Linked DNA regions of Homo sapiens: all the other regions are linked to region 3. Evidence: chromatin contacts called from ENCODE Hi-C or POLR2A ChIA-PET data. All regions are on one chromosome and are shown on one strand. The core of a region is the stretch at or near the end of the contact, and the rest is flanking DNA. Distances in the headings are between cores, read along the strand shown.

What was found. A loop is a pair of places that touch in the nucleus more often than their neighbours do. ChIA-PET counts read pairs that join two places held with the same protein, here RNA polymerase II (POLR2A). Pooled maps may share reads with other maps.
Region 1: a loop to region 3 is called in a pooled map, with 7 times the contacts of the local background. The contact joins the enhancer-like site here to the promoter of LINC01164 in region 3. A Hi-C loop is called at or near these places in 2 of 168 maps with a recorded cell type or tissue (Calu3 and Panc1), 2 of 37 single-sample maps with no recorded cell type and 3 of 50 pooled maps.
Region 2: a map of stomach shows a loop between it and region 3 (2.3-fold over the local background). The contact joins the enhancer-like site here to the promoter of LINC01164 in region 3. A Hi-C loop is called at or near these places in 3 of 168 maps with a recorded cell type or tissue (Calu3, HCT116 and stomach), 2 of 37 single-sample maps with no recorded cell type and 5 of 50 pooled maps. POLR2A ChIA-PET finds 5 or more read pairs at or near these places in 1 of 52 experiments (MCF 10A).

The regions. Positions count from the first base shown.
Region 1 is chr10:131,639,520-131,643,812 of GRCh38, forward strand. No RefSeq gene overlaps it. Among named protein-coding and RNA genes, the nearest start is that of LINC01164, 150 kb to the right of the region's middle. RefSeq lists an enhancer at 2,037-2,186. Within about 2 kb of position 1,817, at least 2 of the 41 ENCODE cell types and tissues checked have a DNase peak (open chromatin) inside an H3K27ac peak, as active enhancers do.
Region 2 is chr10:131,573,202-131,577,239 of GRCh38, forward strand. No RefSeq gene overlaps it. Among named protein-coding and RNA genes, the nearest start is that of LINC01164, 210 kb to the right of the region's middle. Within about 2 kb of position 1,715, at least 2 of the 41 ENCODE cell types and tissues checked have a DNase peak (open chromatin) inside an H3K27ac peak, as active enhancers do.
Region 3 is chr10:131,787,291-131,791,923 of GRCh38, forward strand. LINC01164 (long intergenic non-protein coding RNA 1164) reads right to left here and starts at 2,909. Exons shown (of 5, transcript NR_038365.1): 1 at 2,787-2,909; 2 at 2,367-2,576.

The DNA of each region.
Region 1 (4,293 bases), core at 567-3,066, 150 kb before region 3:
AGGAAAGCCAGGAAGCATAATTCTACATTTCTGTGCTCTCAGACCATGGAGCCCAACTTTAGCATTGCTGGGTGGAAGCTGGAGGGTGACAGAGGGAGAAAGGAACATGGCTGACTATGGAGGATGACAGGGGAAAAGGAATGTGGCCTGATCACACACACAGCACACTGCCACTACAACCTACAACTAACATTTAGAAACCCACTGCACAAAGGCTGTCTATAACCAAGGAATTCATTCAGAGCCTAAGCCCCCTAAAATCATATAGAACCAAAACCAAAGGGCCCTACCCAGCAGGGGCAACAGTCACACCCTTGGAGGGGGGATCCCATTCAAACAAAAGTAAGTTCAACAATAAGAGGTAACAGCTTCCACTGATGAGAAGGAACCTGCACAAGAGGTCGGCATCCAGATTCAAGAAACTCAACGAACTCCTGAAAAATACTGTACAAGACCATCCCCAAAGCATTTAGTCCTCAGACCATCCAAGGTCAATGCAAAAGAAAAAATCTTAAAGGCAGCTGGAGAAAAGGGACAAATTACACATAGAGGAAAATCTACCAGACTAATAGTGGACTTCTCAGCAGAAACCTTACAAGCCAGAAGAGATTAAGGTCCCATTTTTAGCCTTCTTAAAGAAAAAAAAATCCAGCCAAGAGTTTCATATCCTGGCAAACCAAGCTTCATAAACAAAAGAGAAATGAAGTACTTCCCAGACAAGCAAACACTAAGGGAATTTGTCACCACCACACTGGATCTACAAGAAATGTTCAAAAAAGTATTAAACATGCAAACAAAACAAAAGAGTAATACTGCTACCATAAAAGCACATATAAGTACAAAGCTCACAGACTCCATAAAGCAATGACCCAATTGAAACTACAAAGCAACTAGCTAACAACACTATGACAGGAATAAAACTTTACATATCAATACGAACCTTGAATGTAAATGGCCTAAATGAGTGGCAAACTGGATTTTAAAAAATAAGACCAACTTCCTGGTGCCCTCAAGAGACCCATGTCACATGTAATGACACCCAGGGGATTGAAGTAAGGGTATGGAGAAGAATCTACCATGCGAATGGAAAACAGAAAGAGCAGGGGTTGCTATTCTTATATCAGATAAAACAGACTTTAAAACAATAACAGTAAAAAAAAAAAAAAAAAGACAAAGAATATAAAAAAGGGATAAAGGGTTCATCCTACATATCTAGTCACCCAACATCAAAGCAGCCAGTTTTATAAAACAAATACTACTAGAACTAAGAACAGACATAGACAGTATTACAATGATAGTGGAGGACTTCAACACCCCACTGACAGCACTACACACATCCTCAAGGCAGAAAACTAGCAAAGAAACTCTGGGCTTAAACTAGATGTATGACCAATTGGACCTAATAGACATCTACAGAATACTCTATCCAACAACCACAGAATATACATTTTTCCCTTCTTTGCATGGAACATTCTCTACAGTTGACCACATGCTCGGTCATAAAGCAAGTCTAAATGAATTCCAAAAAACTGAAATCACATCAAGCATTTTCTCAGACCACAGTGGAGCAAAATTAGAAATCAATACCAAGAGGAATTCTCAAAACCACACAAGTACAAGGAAACTAAACAACTTGCTCCTGAATGACTTTTGGGTACACAATGAAATTAATAAAGAAAGAAAGAACTGTGAAACAAACGAAAATAAAGACACAACATGCAAAAAGCTCTGGGATACAGCAAAAGCATAAGCTGTGTCAGGAGTCAAATATGCTGAGGTCACCCCAGGAGGGGAGTTCCCTAGGCTCATTTCTAGAAAGCTTGTCACTTTCTGTGAGTGTCCCAGCATTTCCTGTTCACCGCAGGTGGAGGGCCCCACTCTCTATGTGTTAAGCCTGAGCAAACACACACACCAGAGTTCCATATTTACCTAAAGCCAGACCCGCACCACGTGGCCCCACACCACTGCTCAGGTTGTGCTCAGGTCAAATCAGAACATGCGGAAATGTTGATTTTCAAAGAAAACTATTAGCAGTTCAAGCATAAAGCTCCCTGCCTGGAGTGCAGTAAAAAGAAGGGCACCAGAAGTCCCCAGGGGCTCCCACAAGACTCACAGGAGCCACTTCCTTGTGGGAACACAGCCCTGTTCATGTTTGCTGCTGCTGAAATCATCCAAATCTACTTCCGGATATGGCGAATCTGCGTATTTTTATAAATTTCTTCGAAAGGCCTATATCTGTATACATGGGCCACAAAGGCTTATATCCTTATACAGACTAGAGTGGTAAATTTCTAGAAATGTCCCCAAGGAGGAAAGAAATGTGCCCTCAAAAATAGTATAAACAAAAGCATGGAATTTGCAAAAATAATGGAAATGTGCAATATTTTATTTTTCTCACTATCATGTATTAATAACAAAAATTATGTGTGGTGTATGATATTTAAGAAAGCAGCAGCCACAGACCTGCCACGTGGACCAGCACATGCGAGATGTTTGCAGACGTGGCCGGAAGTGTGCTGCTGTTTGGCCACAAGTCTCAGCTCCTTCCCCCCCACACTCACAGTCTCACTGGACAAGGGGAGCAAGACACCTGTTTCTAGACTATACCAGAGCTGTGCTACCAATGCCAAGACCCTGCTGCTTCTCCCCCTGTAGGACCAGTGGCCAGGAACACAGCCTCTCATCTTAAGATCAAAAGTCACTGAGAAGAAACCAACAAGCAAAGAAAGAAGAGTTGCCACCATCCCTCAGTGGAAGAAACTCACCTTAACCCTTGCATTTTATAGATTCAGTCAATGTTTTCTGATTGAGCCATTTTGGAATTGGAAAGGGCTAATATCATAGGTGAATTTCACATAAAAATCTGTCAGCCTGATAATTTTTGAGAACCGTATTCAGGGAATAGAGGTTGGGTGGCAATATGTGAATAGCCTTTGATTTAATTCAATGAACATTTATCAGATACTTCCATGTGCTATGTTATGGGGAAGTAAAATAGGCAAGGCCACTACCCTATCTAGAGAGTATTCTAGAAAGTGCCTCCCTGATGGAGGTTTAAGTTTTAATGTTATGATTTCAGAGATATTTGCATAGCTAAAGGAGAGTTCATGATTTCTCCCCAAAGAATGTGTTTTTTTTTAAAAAAAAGTGTACACAAATTACGTGTTTATAAGAAACCATAAAAGAGCAAATAAAAATATTGCATAATTGTACCACCCCTTTAGAAATAGAAACACTCTTTTTCTATTGTTTGTCATTCTATAATTATATGCAGGCACAAATATGAAAGAATCATTTCGATCCACACATAGCAGCTTTTCTTACAAATGCAGGACCACACGTGTAGACTGTTCTGTGATTTCCTGGACTGGCCAAATGCTACTACAATAATGCTGCACAGTGAACAGTCTCAAAACATCACTGGCTTCCAACGATGGTTTCATTCTAGTGTGCATGGCTCTGCAGGCCCATGTGCTTCAGCCTGACCCAGGTTGGGCCCTGCTGGGCAGCTCTACTCACAGCCGGGTTTGCATTTGTTCTGTGGGTTTCTGGGGCTCAGATTAGCTGGGCATTCTCATCTCCTGGCAGGCCACCAGCACAAGAGCCAGACCATGCCACACCAGCACACTGAAGGCCTCTTCTTGAGTCACACTTGCTTACACTCCATCAGACAAAGCAAGAAGCATGACCAAGCCCAATACCCATGGGTGGGGACGTGAGCTCACTGACTCCAGCACCCTGCAAGGCCACATGAAAGAGGGAGTGAAATGACCACCCACTCTACATGCCCACGGGTGAGGACATGTAGAGCGAGGGTGAGGAGAAGAATCTAAAAGTGACCTGAACTGAGCCTGAATGCTTTGCTCCAACCCCACAGTCAGTATTGACTTTCTATGTCCCAACCTCAAACTAAATACCTTTTAGCGTCCAAGTCTGCTTATAAAAAACTGGGAGGGGCTGGTGACACCTGTGCCCCGTCTCCACTCAGGCGTTTTTAGGATGAATGAAGTTTGTTTAGGAACTGTATCTTGTTCTTAAGTGAAAGTACATGAAATGTAGAAGATGCATTAATTTTTACAAAATAGAAAGAAATGCAAAATATAAAAATGTTTTTAAACATTTTTTTTTTTTTTTGAGACGGAGTCTCGCTCTGTCGCCCAGGCTGGAGTGCAGTAGCAGGATCTCGGCTCACTGCAAGCTCCGCCTCCCGGGTTCACGCCATTCTCCTGCCTCAGCCTCCCAAGTAGCTGGGACTACAGGCGCCCGCCACTACGCCCGGCTAATTTTTTGTAT
Region 2 (4,038 bases), core at 465-2,964, 220 kb before region 3:
TTTGAAAAACACCAGATTAAACAAATAATCCAGCATCACATATTTTTATTTCAATTCATAACTGAAGTCAAAGCATTAAACAAGTCAGATTATAAACAAATAAATGAAAGTTTTAAAAGCCCCTCCCGTGAGCCAGTGTGAGCCGGTCAAGCCGGCAGGAGGAGCTGCATGGGCTGGCAGAGCTCCCCGCCAGCCCCTGCGTGGCTCACCCCAATGGAGGCTGTGACACATGGTATGTTCGCTGGCTCACATCCTCACACTGGTGGGAAATGCAGCTGGGAACAGGAGCCTGAGCATTGCCAAGGTCACGAAAGAGTGGAAGCCCCACCTCGGCCCAGGGTCTGCGCCTCTCTTGGCCAGAAGGAAGCCCCACCAAGAATGTATTTCCTCACCTGATGGAGAAGCAGGAGGCAGGGACCATGCTTGGTAACCGCCAGACGGGATCCCATCCAGCCATTCAGCTGCCATCCTGGGAAAGGGAGACTTCAGATCCCATCCAGCCATTCAGCTGCCATCCTGGGAAAGGGAGAGAATGGGGCTCAGGCAGGACGGGTCTTGGGTAAGACCAATGAAGTAATGTCAGGGCAGAGCCCAGGAGGAAAGGAGACCTTTGGCGTCTGTGTGGAGAGGCTGTGAGGGCAGCAAGTGACCTGGCCACACAGGTAGGAGGCCACAGCCTGCAACCACAGGCTCACAGCTGGGAGGTAGGGGAGGGTCTGCCCAGCTGACTCCACATCCTCCACCCACCAACCCCCACCTTCCCCTCCAGCTTCAGGGGGACAGATTGACCCTGCTGGAGACCAGTTGCAACCACAGGCTCACAGCTGGAAGGTAGGGGAGGGTCTGCCCAGCCAGCTCCACACCCCCCACTCACCAGCCCCCACCTTCCCATCCAGCTGCAGGGGGACAGATTGACCCTGCTGGAGACCAGTGCAGTGCAGGAGGTGACAGGTAGGCTCAGAGGTCCTGACTCAGAGCTCTGTGACCCTCTAAAGTATCTCAATCTCTCTTAGTCCCTGCTTCCTAAAATAAAAACTGAAGATGTAGCCCTGCCTTGCCGGGTGTTGGGAAGTGTGAGCAAGACCTGCGTGTGGCGAGGACTCGCTCCAGAGCTCAACACTCCACAAGTTGGAAAGACGGACCGCACAGGTCCACACGGGAAGGGTGTGGACAGTAATTCATGGTTTTCAGAGGATAATAGAATGGCAGGCTCCTGGAAACTCAATCTAGAAAGCCGTCCACATCTGTGCCAGCCTCTGACAGTAAGATAAAAATAAGTCTCCTCACTTGACAGACTCTGAGCCCCGGGCCAGACATACCAATGGCTACAACTGAGTGCACACCAAGCTCGTATGAAGTATCCCAGGGCGCTGAGGACTCAGCGGCCACCCCTGCCCAGAGGCAGAGAGTGCAGGTCAGGGCAAGCTCCAGAGGGCACATCTGCTGGGCCTCGGGGAGGAGCCAGGAGGGGCAGCCACGGCAGGAGGCCAGGATGAAGGCTGCAGCCGGGAGGGCGCAGCAGCCAGCAGTGAGCGCTGACCAGCCTGCGGGCCCCTGTGATGGCACTTTCCAAACAAAATCTGACCCCCTCACTTCTGGAGTGGACAGGGCTGCTCCCTATCCCACGCAGGAAGCTCTCGAGCCAACACCACGGCTCACAACCTGCGTCGTTTCCCGAGCTGCTCTGCTGAGTCAAGGTTGGGAAACTCAACCTCTGATCACGCAAGTTCAGCGTGCTGGGCCGCCCCACTCCTCACAGGCCGGCCAGCATCCGAGGTGCCCACAGCCAGTGCCCTGCAGTGTTGAAGCTGTTCCACAATCTGGCAGGACTTCGCATGTGCGGCCACAGGACAAACGCCCAGAACCTGAGCCCTTCACAGTACCCGAAGCCGCTCTCCGGGCCAGCCACTGGCCAGGAGAGGAAAGTCCATGCTGGAAGATTCCCAGCTGTGTCTGGTTGGGGCCGCCTGATGACAGAGTTTGGCTCCTGAGCAGCCAGGAGCAGAGCGGGAGAGGCTGAGGGAGAAAGCCGGCAGGGGAGGCGCAGAGGCCACGTGCACAGCCCACGCTGCGGGATGCAGATGGGAACAAAGGTAGGCCAGTGGCAGGAGTGCCTCGGGGAAGTCCTCGGCCCAGTGCTGAATGGAATAGGAAGACCCCACACAGGTCCCGAGAGCAACATCTTAGAAACCCCTCCCCGCCAGCCAGTGGGTCCCACAGTCTGCTGGGCCAGTGCTGGGACATGCACCAAAACCGCAGGATAGAGGGGATAAAGAAAACGTGGTACATATGCACAATGAAATACCACTCAGCTCTAGAAAGGATGGGATCCGGGCATTTGCAACACGGACAGAACTGGAGGTCACCGTGCTAAGTGAAATAAGCCAGCACAGAAAGACAGACTTCACATGTTCTCAGCCCTCTGTGGGAGCTGAAAAGGTGGAGCTCCTGAAGATGCAGAGTGATTGGTGGTTACGAGGCTGGAAAGAGAAGGGAGGGAGTGAGGAGAGGTTGATTCATGGGTACAGGTATACAGATAGAAGAAATGAGACCTGGGGTTCGACAGATCAGTAGGGCAACCATAGTTTACAGTAAGCTATTGTATACTTCAAAATAGCTAGAAGGGAATAACTCAGACGTTTCTAGCATAAAGACAAATATTTAAGGTGATAGATACACCAGTTACCCTGGTTTGATCTTTCCACATTATATGAATGTATAAAATTATCACATGTACCCCAAAATATGTGCATTGATTATGTATTCATTTAAAATATCAATTTTTTAAGCACCAGGAGGATTGGGTGCCGGAGGGTGCTGTGGGCTGACCCACCCCTGCCAGGGCAGAGGGAAAGGGCCGGCTCTAATTGGCAGGTTCCTGGAGAAAGCAGCTCCTGGGAGAATGTCAGCACAGAGCAGTGCCAGATTGGAATCATCTTGGATTTGCAAGAGATTGAGAGATTTCTGGCTACAGTGAAACACAGGGAGAAGCTTTTGCACAAAGGAAATAAAGGTTTTCTTTTCCGGAACTTCAGTTCCTATTTGGAGTCCCAAAGGGAAGAACTCCCACCGATCAAAAGATGGATTTTCTCAGCCGGAAAGTTCAATCTTGTTCCTCACAAGCCTGGTCGTTTATAAAAATAGCTGGTGATGAGGTTTTCTGAGACAGGGAATCACCAGTTACCTGATTTTTAGGATCTAAAAGCAGAGAGCAGCTGCTAGGATACCAAGGAGCTAAGCCCTCGGCTGGGCGTGTTTACCGAGAATCGGGACAGTCAAGGCTCGTGTGTTTTCAGTACAGGCACTTGGTGACCCACGGGCTGTGAAGCTGATGAAAGAGGAAGACGGTGGGGTTGGGGGTGCGGTGGTTCCCGTCCACCCATCTGCCAGGTTTTATGTGCCAGGGGCTCAACCTGCCTGCCCTGCCTGCCTGCCCTGGGACCAAGGGCCAGGGAGGAGATTAGATACAGAAATCTATCCCCGTTTCTGTAAAAACCATGAGAATCAGAGCCTGCTAACAAGCGGTGTGACTCTGGCCTAGGAGATGGAAGCTTAGCAGGCAGCACCTTTGTCCTCATGGAGCTCTGAGTCCAGCTGGAGAGACGCCAACAAACACGGAAATCAAGGCCCAGGGTGTCCATCCCCATTGCAGTGGCACAGGGCGCCTGGGGTGGGGCTGGGGGCTCTTCTCCTGCAGCGGCTGGAGAGCGTCTCACCAGCAGGGACAGGCACACGTGGAAAGGAGGAGCCACTGACACGCAGAAGGCGCATGGTCCAAGTGCCCACCCCTCGTCCATTCTTCCAGCAGAGACCCCCAGGCCCTGCGCTGAGCGGTGAATCCACGCAAAGACCACTCGTGCCTCTGAGGTGTGCATGGCACAGTAGGGAAGGAAGATGGGGGGAGGGTAACCTCAGTGGGAGTCTTGGGTTTTGAGGTTTCGGGGGACCCTTGGAGAGGCTGGGCCCCAGAGAGCCTCCCTGCTGTCCCCAAGTCACTAGGATCATCACATGATCAGAGGAAGACACCAGAAACTCTAT
Region 3 (4,633 bases), core at 1,659-4,158:
TTTTTCTCATCTATTTAGGGGAAAATGGTAAAATATGTGAACTTATTCATTGTTAATCCTACATGTGACAAGTATAATCCGAGCACAAGCCTTGAGGCAGCATTTCTTAACTGGTCATAGATGCTTTTGAAACCCTGATAAAATGTGGGAGGATCTCCCTGGGAAAATGAACACACGTGCACATTCACAAAGTTACACATGCAACTTTGAAAGAACACAGTACAGAGTGAAGATGCTTGCTTTAAAGAAAATACCTAGAATTCGATCTCACTGAGATGGTTGCAAATTAAAAGGCTCTAATCACAGTGAAAAGGAACCGGTAGCTATGAGCCACTGTGAGTTTTCTAAGAAGTCAAACCAAGTGCACCCTGATTCCATTTTGTTGTTATGATATGTAAAGGTAAATATATAGGAGATATACGTGTTTTATATATGTGTATATAAAACATAAACATTTATATATTTTTGTACTTATTCATATAAAACATATTTATATATAATTATTGTACAAGATAATTTAATTCCATGCAATAGTTATTTATCACATGGCTGGACTGGTCACTGGGCCGGGTGCTGAATGCTCAGAAAATTAAGACACAATTTCTGCCTTCAAAAGACCCACAGCCTGGCAAGGAAAATGAGCAGACATATATACACATATATAAGAATTATAATCTGATATGACAAGTGTTCGTCCAAAGGCACTACGGGAGCAAGAGGAAGAAGCAATTTCTTCTATCTGATTTGAGGGGTGGCAGGGAGAAAAAGTTGCCATTTCAGCTAAGGAAAGAGATGGGTAACCCCAACCCCAATGTGAAAGACACATATTCAAAGCAGGGAACTGCATGGGGGAAAGCTCAGCAGCATCAAAGTTCACAGGACCAGCACGTGCTCTGGGGTCAGGTCGCCAAAGCCACAGAGTGAAGCTAAACTTCAGCTTGGTGTTTTGCAAAATCTTTTATTCTTTCTCCTTGATTGTCCCCTACAGTGAACCTTCCCACCAGTCCTATTCTATAAAATGTTCCCTTCCCTCACACTCCAGGGATTATCCAGGGTGCAGAACAGGGAGGAGTATGCCCCATCTCGTGTGCAAAACCTCATTATGTAAGGTAATTCTATGGGATACCTTTTATACCCCACATGAAAACCCTCCCAGCCTCACCTCGCACTTCACCCAGTACCTCCCAGGCTCTGATCCACTTTGCATAGGTGTCACCTGACACCACCTGGGCTCGGAGATCTGCTCACCTCTTACTTCCTGCCTTGGCCCCGGGGTCACCTGCAGGAGGCTGCTCAGCAATCACAGTTATGCAAGTCTCCAAAGACAGGGCCTCCACGGCCAGGACAGAAGCAGATAATAAGTTCTCTTTCCTTTACTGTCCCAAGGAGACTGTGCTGAGATGCATTTCATAAAGGGCCTCAGAAGGTCTCAAAAAGCCCAGCATCAGCCACTCCAAGCGGCTGTCGATTGGATAAGCCATCTGGTATTCCCATTCACTCCTTCCCTCCCTCGCTCAACTCACTCCTGCTCGCCTGAGCCCTGAGACCCCTGCCCAAAGAAACAGCCTGAACTCAAGCCTTTGTCCCTAGCTCTGCTGGAGAAGCTCCATCTAAGACCACTGATACCACACCTGAAAGCTCTAGATAGCAGACCTTCAGGATAGAATTTGGGGGCTAGTCCCCTCGCCAATCCAGCACACAGAGGAACCCCATTGCCAGTGGCAATTGGGGAAGTAATAAGCCCCTGGCCTCAGCTGCCTCATCATCACCAAGAAGGGCACTGGAATAGGGCTAGAGAGAGGTGCAGGGAGGTGCGGGGGAGGTACAGGGGAGGCACAGGGGAGACAGGCTTTGCACTGGCATCCATGACACCTTAGAGACTCCCCATCCAGCAGGGTAGGGGTCCCCAACTCCCAGCCATGAACCAGTACCAGTCTGTGGCCTGTTAGGAGCCAGGCCACACAGCAGGTGAGCAGCAGGCTGAGGAGCACTGCTACCCAAGCTCACCCTCCTGTCAGATCAGCAGCGGCATTAGATTCTCATAGGAGCACAATCCCTATTGTGAACCGTGCTTTTGAGGGATCTCGGTTGCCCACTGCTTATGAGAATCTAATACCTGATGATCTGAGATGGAACAGTTTCATCCCCAAACCATCCCCACCCCCAGTCTGTGGAGAAATTGTCTTCCACAAAACGTGTCCCTGGTGCCAAAAAGGTTGAGGACCACTGCGCCAGGGCGTTGGATTCAGAAGGTCTTGCAGAGGGTGCATCAGCAATATGCATTTCTAACTGGCAGCAAAAGTCCTCTTACAAAACGTTCATCTACTGTAGAAAGATTTAGGATGTAGAAACAAAAGAAATGTCACCTGTAACTCTGCCATGGGTCAGTGTGCACCATCTCAGGCTCTTCTGCACGCCCATGTGGGTGGGGTCGGGGTTGGGTGTCTCGGCCAGGTGGAGGCTGGGCCAGGCCCCAAAGCTGTGGGCGGCAGATGCTGCATCCACCTCCTCTGGCTTGGATCTAGAAGCTTCCTCCTCTCTCTTCCTCTTGCCTGAATTGACACAGGAGATGAAGCCTGGGGAAAATGGACCAGAACTCAGACCCCAACCCCCAACCTACAATGACATTCAAGGATGTAAGACGCACATGATAGATTTGTTAGCACAGTGTTATCTGTAAATCAGAGCTGTGTTCACTGTCAGTTAGAACAGGCTGGGTTATACCGAGTAACAAATGTCCTGCAATCACAGAGGCTTCCCTCCACAAAGATCTGCCTGTCACTCACCACGTGCCCAGGGCTTGGCTCAGCCCTTCACAGGTGGATGGGCATTCGCAAACTGGAGCACGGCAGCCTGTCATAGAGACAGGAAATGAGCACATGGTGAACAAGTGCTGGCTCTTAGCTTCTGCCCAGCAGAGCCCCATGACACTTCTGCTCACATTTCATTGGCCAAGGCAAGTCACATGGCCCTACTGCCACATGACACTTGTACTTGAATTTCATTGGCCAAGGCAAGTCCCCTTGCTTTGCCTGCTTCAGAGGAGCAGGGATGTTCAGTGAGCAAATCACCCTGAGAACTTGATGACTGTCCTTGCTCCATTCTTTCTTTTATCACGGTCCTTTGTCCACCGACACATCACCAGCTCTGGACTGGAGCTCCAGTAGAGAGGGCACCAGGCACACTCATCCTTGTATCCCACAGGGACTGCCATCATTGGCAGACAGGCAGTCTACTTCTCTTTTTCCTGCCAAGAGTCGGAGAGAGCAGTGACTTCCACAACACTGGCCCTGCAGACTTTGTAACCTAAGTTCCCAAAAATGGACTAAAAAGTAATGAGTTCTTATCCTGACTATTCACTCAGCAATACTTAGTTATTAAACATCTTCTATGTGCCAGGTACATAATGTGGAGAATAAATAGAAGTAGAAAATAAGAAAATGAAAATATCCTACAGGTTATCTCTTATTCAAAATGGTTGGGACCAGAAAGGTTTTGAGTTTTGGATTTTGGAATATTTACATTACACTTAATGGTTGAGCATTTTGAATCCAAAAGTCTAAAATCTAAAATGCTCCAGTGAGCATTTCCTTTGAGCATCATGTCAGCACTCAGAAAGTTTCAGATTTTGGAGCATTTCAGATTTCAGATTTTTAGATTCAAGATGCTCAACCTGTATAATTTCACCACTCTGGGGGACCTACTTAACATTTTTTATATATTTCCTTTCCGTTTTTTTCTATGGATTTTTTTGGTCATGCCGACTTAAATAATTTTCTCTTTTTTTTCACTTAAAGTTATAACTACAACAGTCTTAAGAACTCTTTGAAAATTTAATTTTAAAGACTGAATCATATTGCCTTTAATGTGGATTACATCAGTGCAGGTTATTTATTGGGCCATCTTATTATCATTAAACACTTTGGGTCATTTCACTTTTTTATTTTTTAAAATGCTATGATTAGTATCATTTTTAAAATTATACCTCAAAAAGTCTTTGTAAGAAGATTATTCATAAGGCGTAAGCATAAGGAAACCTTCTTATGAGATCATTTGTTCCACAACAATTTATCTCAGCCTAATTGCCTTTTATTGGCCATAGAGCTGTTCACTTCCTCAGCAACCCAGGGTTCAAGTCCTGTAAAACACAACACTGGGCAGTTCTAGAAGAGAGAAGCGTTTCTGGAGCTTGGCTCTAAAATCTTCAGATCACAACAATTTTCACAATGAAATAAAATTTAATTTTTGGCTCACATAGTAAAAGATTATATCAGATTTCTCATTCCTCGGAAAATCAGAGAGAACTTAATAACAAATACCATAATTATCTGCAAAGACTGAACGGTGATTAAATTATCAGGAGGCCGTTACTCCTAAAACTATTTCTTTAATTAGCTAAAGCTGGCAGTATATATTAATATTTCCTGAGATATTTGCATACATTCACAACAGGCTAACCAGACATTAGCTGAAATATAATTTTTCTAATATTATGTTAGAAATATTTTAAGATTAAATCATATTATCATGTTTTTTCCTGTGATTATTAGAGCAGACACTCTTGATTTATCACCATAAATTCTCTAATTTAGGAGCTGAAAATGCTTCTCGTTTTCCATGATGAGCTTTTTCA